2 separate regions of the Homo sapiens genome follow, and region 2 is linked to region 1. The links are chromatin contacts, found by Hi-C or POLR2A ChIA-PET in ENCODE. All regions are on one chromosome and are shown on one strand. Each heading gives the region's core, a stretch centred on a gene start or an enhancer-like site at or near the end of the contact. The rest is flanking DNA. Distances are from core to core; before and after follow the strand shown.

The links. A loop is a pair of places that touch in the nucleus more often than their neighbours do. ChIA-PET counts read pairs that join two places held with the same protein, here RNA polymerase II (POLR2A). Pooled maps may share reads with other maps.
Region 2: a loop to region 1 is called in a map of cardiac septum, with 2.6 times the contacts of the local background. The contact joins two enhancer-like sites. A Hi-C loop is called at or near these places in 17 of 168 maps with a recorded cell type or tissue (A673, CD4-positive, alpha-beta memory T cell, CD8-positive, alpha-beta T cell and 13 more), 15 of 37 single-sample maps with no recorded cell type and 31 of 50 pooled maps. POLR2A ChIA-PET finds 5 or more read pairs at or near these places in 1 of 52 experiments (MCF 10A).

What each region holds. Positions count from the first base shown.
Region 1 is chr7:8,281,095-8,286,351 of GRCh38, reverse strand. The region is part of intron 3 of ICA1-AS1 (ICA1 antisense RNA 1); the gene reads right to left. Among named protein-coding and RNA genes, the nearest start is that of ICA1-AS1, 21 kb to the right of the region's middle. Within about 2 kb of position 2,181, at least 2 of the 41 ENCODE cell types and tissues checked have a DNase peak (open chromatin) inside an H3K27ac peak, as active enhancers do; they include heart right ventricle, where a contact is called at or near this core.
Region 2 is chr7:7,678,556-7,683,595 of GRCh38, reverse strand. The region is part of intron 4 of RPA3 (replication protein A3); the gene reads left to right. All of the region lies in intron 2 of UMAD1 (UBAP1-MVB12-associated (UMA) domain containing 1), which reads right to left. Among named protein-coding and RNA genes, the nearest start is that of RPA3, 38 kb to the left of the region's middle. Within about 2 kb of position 1,960, at least 10 of the 41 ENCODE cell types and tissues checked have a DNase peak (open chromatin) inside an H3K27ac peak, as active enhancers do; they include heart right ventricle, where a contact is called at or near this core.

The DNA of each region.
Region 1 (5,257 bases), core at 932-3,431:
AAGAGGACAGGGATCTACCATCTTACCATCTTGTCTGGCCACTGCCTGAGACACAGACATGGCTTCCGTTCTTAAGTCCCTATTAAATGTTTCTTTCTAAGAAAATTTTAAGAAAATTAAGAAAAGCAGATGAGGTGACATTGTTGAATAATATGCCTGAAGCCACCAATATATAATTTTGCTTATTTGGCAGGTTTCTCCATGGTCTCTATCCACTGCTGCCAGAACATGTGTCTTTGTCCCAGTGACAGCAAGACTGATGAAATGGCAACATATGAGGAAGCTAGTGCAGGAGAACTTCAACCAGGTTCTGCATGTTTTCATCCTATGCTTGCCATTACTCCAGGTCCATGTGTCTTCACCTCCTGACCTAGTTTTCTCACCAGCCTGGCTAACCTAGGCTACCTGTAAAAAATCGTTCATTCCAGATGGCTGGGTTTTTTCCCTCCACATGCCACCCTCCCTAGTTCCTAATTTTAATTCTAGAAAAATGTATGTTAATTACTCCAGTAATGCTGTTTTTTCCACCAAAGAATTAAGGGAAAGGGGAGAACCCATGAAGGAAGAGATGAACTCAGGTGTCTTCTTCTTGTAGCTTTCTTCTTCACAAATACTTGATAATTTTTAGTTAAAATTGAGGAACCACATCTAAGATCACTATATATATTAAGTAGTCTTTAATTTCCACATTTGTTAATGTTCTTTGGTTGCAAAGAGTGTAAAACAACTCTGGTTAATTTAGGCAAAGAGAGAAGGTTATCAGAAGGATTATAGAGCACTTCATAAAATGCAAGAGAGGAACAAAGGCTCAAAAGGACAAGAAATGGGGACACTCCAGGGCCTCAGTAGGAGTTTACACATCTTCCCATCTCTCTATCTCATCATGCCAAATGTTAATCATCAAAATGAAGAACATAGGTGGTAACTCCCAGACTAGCAGCTATGGCCAGGAAGACAAAATCACAGAGCACAGATGTGATCTCCTGGGGCTATGTCTGTATATAAACAAATAATCCTTCTGAGAAAGGAGCCATGCTTAGCCATAGCCATACAGCTACCCCCAAAGCTATCTGCTACAATCTACCCTCTGGCTGCCCAGAATACACACATGCTTGCTTACTCACATACATATCTTTCTTTACCTGTACCAAAAAAAAAACACCCATAACACATGATTCAACCAATCATCACACAATGGCAATAGAAGACAAGCAAAGTCATTTCCAGCAACTGCACTCAGAGGTGAGACATTGTCCTTCAAGTCTATGACCTCTGACTTATGTCCATTCCTTCTCAGTTATCACAACCCCATCTCAGTATTCTTCAGCCTATGAACTACATGGTGGATTTAATTGATATTTAGATTACATTATATAGCCCTGGGAGAAAGAAAAAGAAAATTTGTTTAATTCTCATGTTTAAAGGAAATGTGAGATAAATAGTATACTTAGCAGCAAATAAGGAAATACTGGGGAAGGCTACTGTCCTCCATTCTGCAAGAACGCATGAGACTGCTGCTGACATATAAAATATGTACTTTCCCTGTTTGCTCCAAGTTCTCCTGGCTTTCAGCCAACACCTCAGCTTGCCAAGCATCTTTGCCCTGATTGTATAAAGAATACAAAATCTCCAGGTGGCAATCTCAGCTGCCAATTCAATAAAACCTACTTTTTTAAAACAAACAAACAAACAAACAAAAACTCTTGCTTGAAGCAGTCCTCCATTGGGTACTAAATTCCTTAGGCTAAAAGAGTTAAGAGAACAATTTTTAAAAATTAAAGCAAAAATTCTAAGAGTGAGAGAATAAGTATAATTGTAAGAGGTGCCTTCATCCCTAGATTCTTAGGTTGTGTTTTGGCTCTGAAAGTAATAACCAATGTATTAGTCATTGTTTCTGCTCATGTTCTATATCTTACAACGTAACACTCCATATCACATCTGCTATTTTCCAAATGGCACTAGGGCAAAGTTTTCAATAGGTCATTTCAATAGCTTCATGAGGATGATTGGATATTTATACAGTAAGGCCAGTGAGTTATTAGCCTATTGCCTTACTTATCAAGTGGTGAGTTCATTGGTCAGAGGCCATATATAGAATCCTGCCGATGTGTTAGTGGTATGTAAGCAGGGAAAGCAAATCCAAGTTCAGAAAGACTATTCCAGTACTGCCACTGGATGAGTGCCACTGGATGAGTTGCTGCCACTCCATGATAAAGAAGCATTCCCAACTTAAAATAACTTTCCCACTACCAGCAGACCAAGTTCCCTAGAGGTGCAGTGACAGTCACTGCTGCTAGCAATATACAGATGCGTCTGGTAAAAGGAAATTTATGCTGTTAGGCCCAAGAATTACCTCCATTCTGGCAATAGCAGCTATTATATCCATAAGCCAAGAAACTGACTGGGAACAGAGGATGTCTGACCCCCATAGAAGAAATCACTTTGTTCTCTTGGATATTAACAAACTGATATGGTTTTGCTATGTCCCCATTGAAATCTTATCTTGAATTGTAGTTCCCATAATCCCCACCTGTCATGGGAGGCACCTTGTGGGAGGTAATTGAATCATGGGGATGGTGTTCCCCATGCTATTCTCACGATAGTAAGTTCTCACAAGATCTGATGGTTTTATAAGGGGCTTCCCCCTTTGTTCAGCTCTCATCCTTCTCCTTCCTGCCATCACGTGAAGAAGGATGTGTTTGCTTCCCCTTTAGCCATGATTGTAAGTTTCCTGAGGCCTCCCCAGCCATGTGGAATTGTGAGTAAATTAAACCTCTTTCCTTTATAAATTACCCAGTCCTGGGCACTTCTTTATAGCAGTATGAGAATGGACTAATACACAAACTCTTCTACAATAATGGCTTCTCAGTGAGGACTCACATTAACCCAGATATTTTCACACTTTGGGCCCATTTTCAATGGTGCATCAACTTTCCTTAAAACCTACTTGTCATCAGTTCTCCAATCTTGATCCTTCTAAGTCTCTGACCGTCTAATCAGACCAGGACTAAAAATGACTCATTGTGTACTCATCAGCTTTAAGCATCTCTAAAATATTGCCCTGTTCCAAGCCCCTGCCCAGTATCCCCACCATTGCCCAAGTCAATCGATCCCTCCCTCAGGGACATCTCTGACTCCCCACAATTCAGAAACCAAAGGGTTAACATCTGGCAAAACTGGACTTCAAGACTAGTTTCAGTGATAGATTCCAATTGTCTTATGTGTTAAATATTTTGAATATCACCTCTGAGCAAATCATTACCTCAGGAATTGGTGTAGATCCTGACCTCAGATAAAGTTGACAATATTTCCTTCCAGGTCAAGTAGACAATGAAATTCATGCTCAGAATCAACTATTGTGAGCATTTTCCTTCTCCACTATACTTCACAGCCACACTGAAGGACAGCAACGCTTCCTCTCATCCTGTCTGGGGCTAGCATATTGTGCAAGGCCATTTGTACACCAGGTTCAAGTTAGGTCTCTCAGTGAAGAACTCTCTCATTGGACCACTAGTCACTGGAAACTCCCATGAAGCATAGGAAGAAAAAGTAATGTAGTAGGAATACGACTGCCTGCTTGTACCGTTTATCTGTGTTTTTAGGCTTCTCCACAGGCTCAGCCTCATAGTTTTTTCTTCCTTTTCAGTTCACTCAATGTGGACTACCGTTGGGAATGCTTGACTTTGTGGCTAAGTACCTGAGACAACACTCATTCCATGTCAGGTATCAAAGTACTGAGATCATCTTACACCAGAGAGTTGGGTCTTTCAGTCTCTATCAGAGCCCAGGAACAAGTCAGGAGTCATGTTTCAAAATAAAGGGTCATCTGCTAAAGGGGTCTTCACATTTTCCCAAACACAGAAGTTCTCCTCTACGATGGCTCTTGTAGGCACTTGTCATGGATGCCATATAGCTCTCCAATGGGCTGCACACCATTTCAGCAGCACCAAATCCATTTGCTCACAAGGGCCAAAGGGCAGAGCTGCTTGCCTTGCAGCCTGAGCCAGCTGGACAGCTACTTCCCACTTTCGGCCTCACTCAAAACAGGCAGCTTTTGGCAGGTCAAGGCCACCCAGAAAAAGTCAGAGTATGACACCCAAAGGTGGCACTACTACTTCTAAAACCTAAAGAAGCCCCCCACACTATGCCTGGTAAATTTTTTAATATTTGCGAACAAATAATTCATTACCTCATATTAATTACAAACTGAATGTCCAACTTCAAAGTGCTAAAATTTCCAAATGCTGCTACTTTATATTAATCACATTTGGTGATTATTTTTCTCTTGCTTCGTTTTATTCCTGATTTAAAATTACCTTGTTTGGAAAAGAACTGGAAGTGCCTTGTCATGTCACCTTATTGCTTCTTTGAATAACATGTTAGCAAGAAGTTACAGAGTAAGACAACATCTTAAGAAGTTCAAGAAGTAAGTTAATCACTTAGCTACGTTCAGTTTTTATGTTGAGTCCATGTGCAGAACTCTGACTATTTGTAAAACTATTTAAGGACCATTCAAAAAAAATCTTAGAATCTTTAGTCCTGCTGTAAGACAAGTAAAATAAATGTTGCCCTGCCTAAGTGGGGAATCATCCTTTGCTATGTTCTTTCTTTGGAAGCCATCGTGGCAAAGATTTTAAAATGTAAATATTTATCAGGTATTTTAAAATAAATCACTTCTTTGTCCATTCTCTTTAACAAAAATCAGAAGTAAGTTAATACCTAAATTTTTATGAGCCATGTTTTAAATGGTTCTCACACAAGTTGATTCTGAGTGCACCCAAGAAGTGCTTCATCTACTTCTGCAAGTATTTATTGATCATTACAACGTGCAGGTTCTATGTGAGGCAATAGAGAAATAAGACTCAGACGACACACCATCAAGAAGTTTATAGCCCAGTGGGGGATATGAATAAGTAAGTATAAAATTACAATATATTAGGGAAGGCTTTCTAAAGGAAATGATGTCTAAGTTGAGGCCTAAAGAGAAAGGTAGGAGCCACCCAGACCAAGATGCTAGTAAATGAAGGGAAGAGAGTATATATAGGGCAGAGCAAGTTATGTGCAAAGACCCAGAAACCACAGAGAGCCTCGCATGTTTGGGTATCAAAGGCAGTTCAGTCAGGCTAGCTCTTAGAACTGGGGTGGTGGTGGTAGTGGTGGAAGAATAGAGAGGGTAATTGAAATATATGAGTGTGGCAGACACAGTTCCTTGCCTACACTACAGCCTTTCTTTCCTTTTACTGCAGACGGAACCTCA
Region 2 (5,040 bases), core at 711-3,210, 600 kb after region 1:
CATGTATGAAGCTTTCTGCTCTTTTTCTATTTAATGATTTAATATATTGAAGGAAATGTAATTACCCAGAAATTCTGTGGTTTTATTTGCTTTTTGTTTATGGCTCAACTAAAAAAGAAACTGTAACTTTATATTTTATGAAGTCTTTTTCAAAGTGTCTCAACACATTATTTGATGACATACAATTATTAGAGAGTGAACTGTAGTGCTTCTCAGCCTTGCATGAACTCTAGAATCATCTGGAGAACTCTGGGGGGAAAAAATCAATTCCTGGGCCTAATCCCAGGACCTTTTAATCAGAATCTAGGAATGGGTCCCAGCACCAGTATTTTTTTCTAAGTATCCCCTAATGCACAGAAGGGTTAGAATCACAGAGAGATAGATCCCTAATTTACGTTTGAGTCAACTAAATCCACTGAGTCCCCGAAAAAAATGAATGACTTTCCCACAATTAACTGTGCCAAACAGAAGGCTCAGTTCTGCCTCTGAGTACAGTTGGCACCTCTCCTCTTCCTTCATGCAATTGCCTTTCACTGTACATTCAAGGAGTTAAGGAAGGGTGGTGTACCCCACACGGGGATGGCCTAACCTAACTTTTTCACCTCCGAAAAACTGAAACTGAAACGCTGCTAGATTAACAGGTAAACCAGAATCAGGTAACAGTGACTGAAAATACTGTTAATTCTATCCATTAGACACACAACTCCACATTTCTTAATAGAAAAACAAGCATCTACATCATGAAGTTAGTTGAAAAATCCTGGCATACTTGCTTTGCAATTTAAAGGTCAAAAGTAAAAACACAAAAACTGCTAAGTAAATTAAATGTAAATCGAGTTTTTCTGGATATCCCGATACGTGGGTAAGGAGACAGCGATAGGGTAAGTTACTTTTTAATCCATAAACACTCTAATTTTTTAAAGATCTGGTATACATTTTTTGTAAGAACAGGCAATAAAAATAGGAAGCACATGTTGAAAACCTGTTTAGTTTTTGTCACTGTTTTAATTAAAGCCTTCAACCCTAGACAGAATCAAAGTGACTTACTGTCCCTCATTCCTTAGAATGTAAATTTTTATGTATACAGCTAAATTTCCACTTTTAAATAAAGGAAACAACACAGCGATGAAGAGACTACCTTTAAAAGTTCCATATAAAAATATGATAGTTTAAATGAAGTATGTATATGTGGTTTGGTTCCCAGAATGAGGAATTCCATAGGAGATAATCTTAAAAATAACTCACTTATTTTCAATATCTGACTGATCATTGAGACTGGAAAACAGAAGGTGAGACTAAATTACATATTTCAATGTGTTTTAAGTATTTTAAAAGGTGAAATCCAAGCTGCTGTGAATTATTAAATTCTGGTTCTAAATTCAGCAAGTGTTACAAAATAATTAGCTTAATGGAAACTAGAAGTTCTTATGCCCTACTTGAAGAAGCACCTGCATATTCTGAAAACCATGATGCATTTCCCTTGTACTGTAACCCAATTCCTTTAATCTCTACAATAGTGTTTGCCCAATTTCATTCTGCCTGCTTCAAAGTTATATTCAATATTTGGTCAACAATATTAGTGAACCAACAACAATATCTAAATTGTTCCTTTTCATTTATATCCTATTACTTTTTGTTGTTATTTTTCCTTCTTTTTGCTATAACATAATAAGCTAATTCATGCTTTTGTCTTAGTTTTGGAAGGAATTATATCCTAACATTTACGCAATATCCCTTTTCCTAACTTAAAATAACTATGAGCTTGCCACTACACTAGTAAATTTGTAATCAACTTAAAGATAATGTCTTAAAAGTACAATTAAACATGTCATAACAGGAGAAAACCCTGGTAATTACGAATAGTGCCATGCTTGCTGGATTTTTAAATAGTAGTATAAGGCTATGAAAAATCGCCACCCAGTGATGCAAATGAAAACTGCAATTTGTTTTTGTGTAAAATGAGTACCCTGGAGGATTACTTCAACTTCATTACTGAATGAAGGAATAGCTATTACCTTCTTACGTGAATAGGAACTGGTTACAAGGGAAAGGATGTTTTTCTACAAGAACTTTTTTCCCTTATTCTTATTCGGCACCACTAGACATTTTACAGAGGCTAAAAGCTTTCGAAATCTTAATGCGGAGAAAGGTTTTCTGTCCAAATGTGAGCTAACTGTATATGAACAGCCCAGATATTCCTATTACCAAAACAAGTGTCTAGACTCTGCCCAGACCTGAATTTCAAGTCATGATGTGTTGATTCCATCAACTCTGCAATGCCATCTAATAATTGTGACCTAAAACCTATTTGTGTTAAGCAGAAATGCTTGCCTAGGGGAAAAGGTATTCTCAAGTGGAAAAAAATAGATAATTTATAGCTTAAACAACATAATTTACTCTGACCTTTCTAGAAATGGGTTATAAAGGCCACATAAGGAGATAATCTAACAAATTCTGTGGTGTCCATATTGATAAAAAGTTGTTGCTACAAATATAATCATGTTTATAAGTTTTTACTTAGCTTTATCATTTAGACATCAACAAACACACAAACCAACAAAATATATTTATTTTTCTGTAATGTACGTATTGCACACGATGCCACAAAAAAAGTTATGTGGATATATGCTAACCATGATACATGTGTATGCAACTAAAAAAACTATCAGAACTAATAAATAAATTCAGTAAGGTTACGGCATACAAAATCAACATACAAAAATCAATAGCATTTTTATATGCCAACAGCAAACAATTTGAAAAAGAAACCAAGAAAGTAATCCCATTTATAAAGCTACCAGTAAAATAAAATACTTAGGAATAAATATAACCAAAGTGAAAGATCTCTAAAATAAAAATTATAAAATACTGATGAAAGCAACCAAAGAGAACACACATAAAAAAAAATGGAAAGATATTCCAAATTTATGGATTGGAAGAATCAGTATTGTTAAAATGTCCATACTACCCAAAACAATCTACAGATTCAATGCAATCACTATCAAAATACCAAAGACATTCTTCACAGAAATGGAAAAAATAATCCTAACATTTATATAGAATCACAAAAGACCCAGAGAAGCCAAAACTGTTCTAAGCAAAAACAACAAAATTAGACGAATCACACTACCTGACTTCAAATTATACTAAAAAGCTATAGTAACTAAAATAGCACAGTACCGGCATAAAAACAGACACATGGACGAATGGAACCAAATACAGAACCCAGGAATAAATTCACACATTTACAATGAACTCATTTTCAACAAGGGTGCCAAGGATATACATTGGGAAAAGGAAGTCTTGAATCAGTGGTGCTGGGAAAACTGGATATCTATATGCAGAAGAATAAAACTAGACCCCTATCTCTCGCCACATACAAAAATCAAATCAAAATGGATAAAATACGTAAATCTAAGACCTGAAACTACGAAACTACTAGAAGAAAGCATTGGGCAAATGCTACAGGACAGTAATCTGAACAAAGATTTCTTGAGTAATACCCCACAAGCACAGGCAACCAAAGCAAAAATGGACAAATGGGATTACATCAAGTTAAAAGGCTTCTGCACAACAAAAGAAATGATTAATCAACAGTAAAGAGACAACCCACAGAATGGGAGAAAATATTTGCAAACTACTCATCTGACAATGGATGAACAATCAGTATATATAAGGAACTCAAACAACTCAACAGGAAAAAATAAAATAATCCAATTTTAAAATGGGCAGGCCAGGCATAGCAGCTCACGCCTGTAATCCCAGCACTTTGGGAGGCAGAGGCAGGAAGATGGCTTGAGCCTAAGAGTTCGAAAGTGGCCTGAGTAACATAGTGAGTTATTGCCTCTTAATATGTGTGTGTGTATATATATATATATATATATTTATCTATAAATTAAATATATAAATATATATTTATCTATAAATTAAATATATAAATATATATTTATCTATAAATTAAATATATAAATATATATTTATCTATAAATTAAATATATAAATATATATTTATCTATAAATTAAATATATAAATATATATTTATCTATAAATTAAATATATAAATATATATTTATCTATAAATTAAATATATAAATATATATTTATCTATAAATTAAATATAAATATATATTTATCTATAAATTAAATATATAAATATATATTTATCTATAAATTAAATATATAAATATATATTATCTATAAATTAAATATATAAATATATATTATCTATAAACTAAATATATAAATATATATTATCTATAAACTAAATATATAAATATATATTTATCTATAAACTAAATATATAAATATATATTTATCTATAAACTAAATATATAAATATATATTTATCTATAAACTAAATATATAAATATATATTTATCTATAAACTAAATATATAAATATATATTTATCTATAAACTAAATATATAAATATATATTTATCTATAAACTAAATATATAAATATATATTTATCTATAAACTAAATATATAAATATATGTTTATAAACTAAATATATAAATATATGTTTATAAACTAAATATATAAATATATGTTTATAAACTAAATATATAAATATATGTTTATAAACTAAATATATAAATATATGTTTATAAACTAAATATATAAATATATGTTTATAAACTAAATATATAAATATATGTTTATAAACTAAATATATAAATATATGTTTATAAACTAAATATATAAATATATGTTTATAAACTAAATATATAAATATATGTTTATAAACTAAATATATAAATATATGTTTATAAACTAAATATATAAATATATTTATAAACTAAATATATAAATATATTTATAAACTAAATATATAAATATATATTTATAAACTAAATATATAAATATATATTTATAAACTAAATATATAAATATATATTTATAAACTAAATATATAAATATATATTTATAAACTAAATATATAAATATATATTTATCTATAAATTAAGTATATAAATATATATTTATCTATAAATTAAGTATATAAATATATATTTATCTATAAATTAAGTATATAAA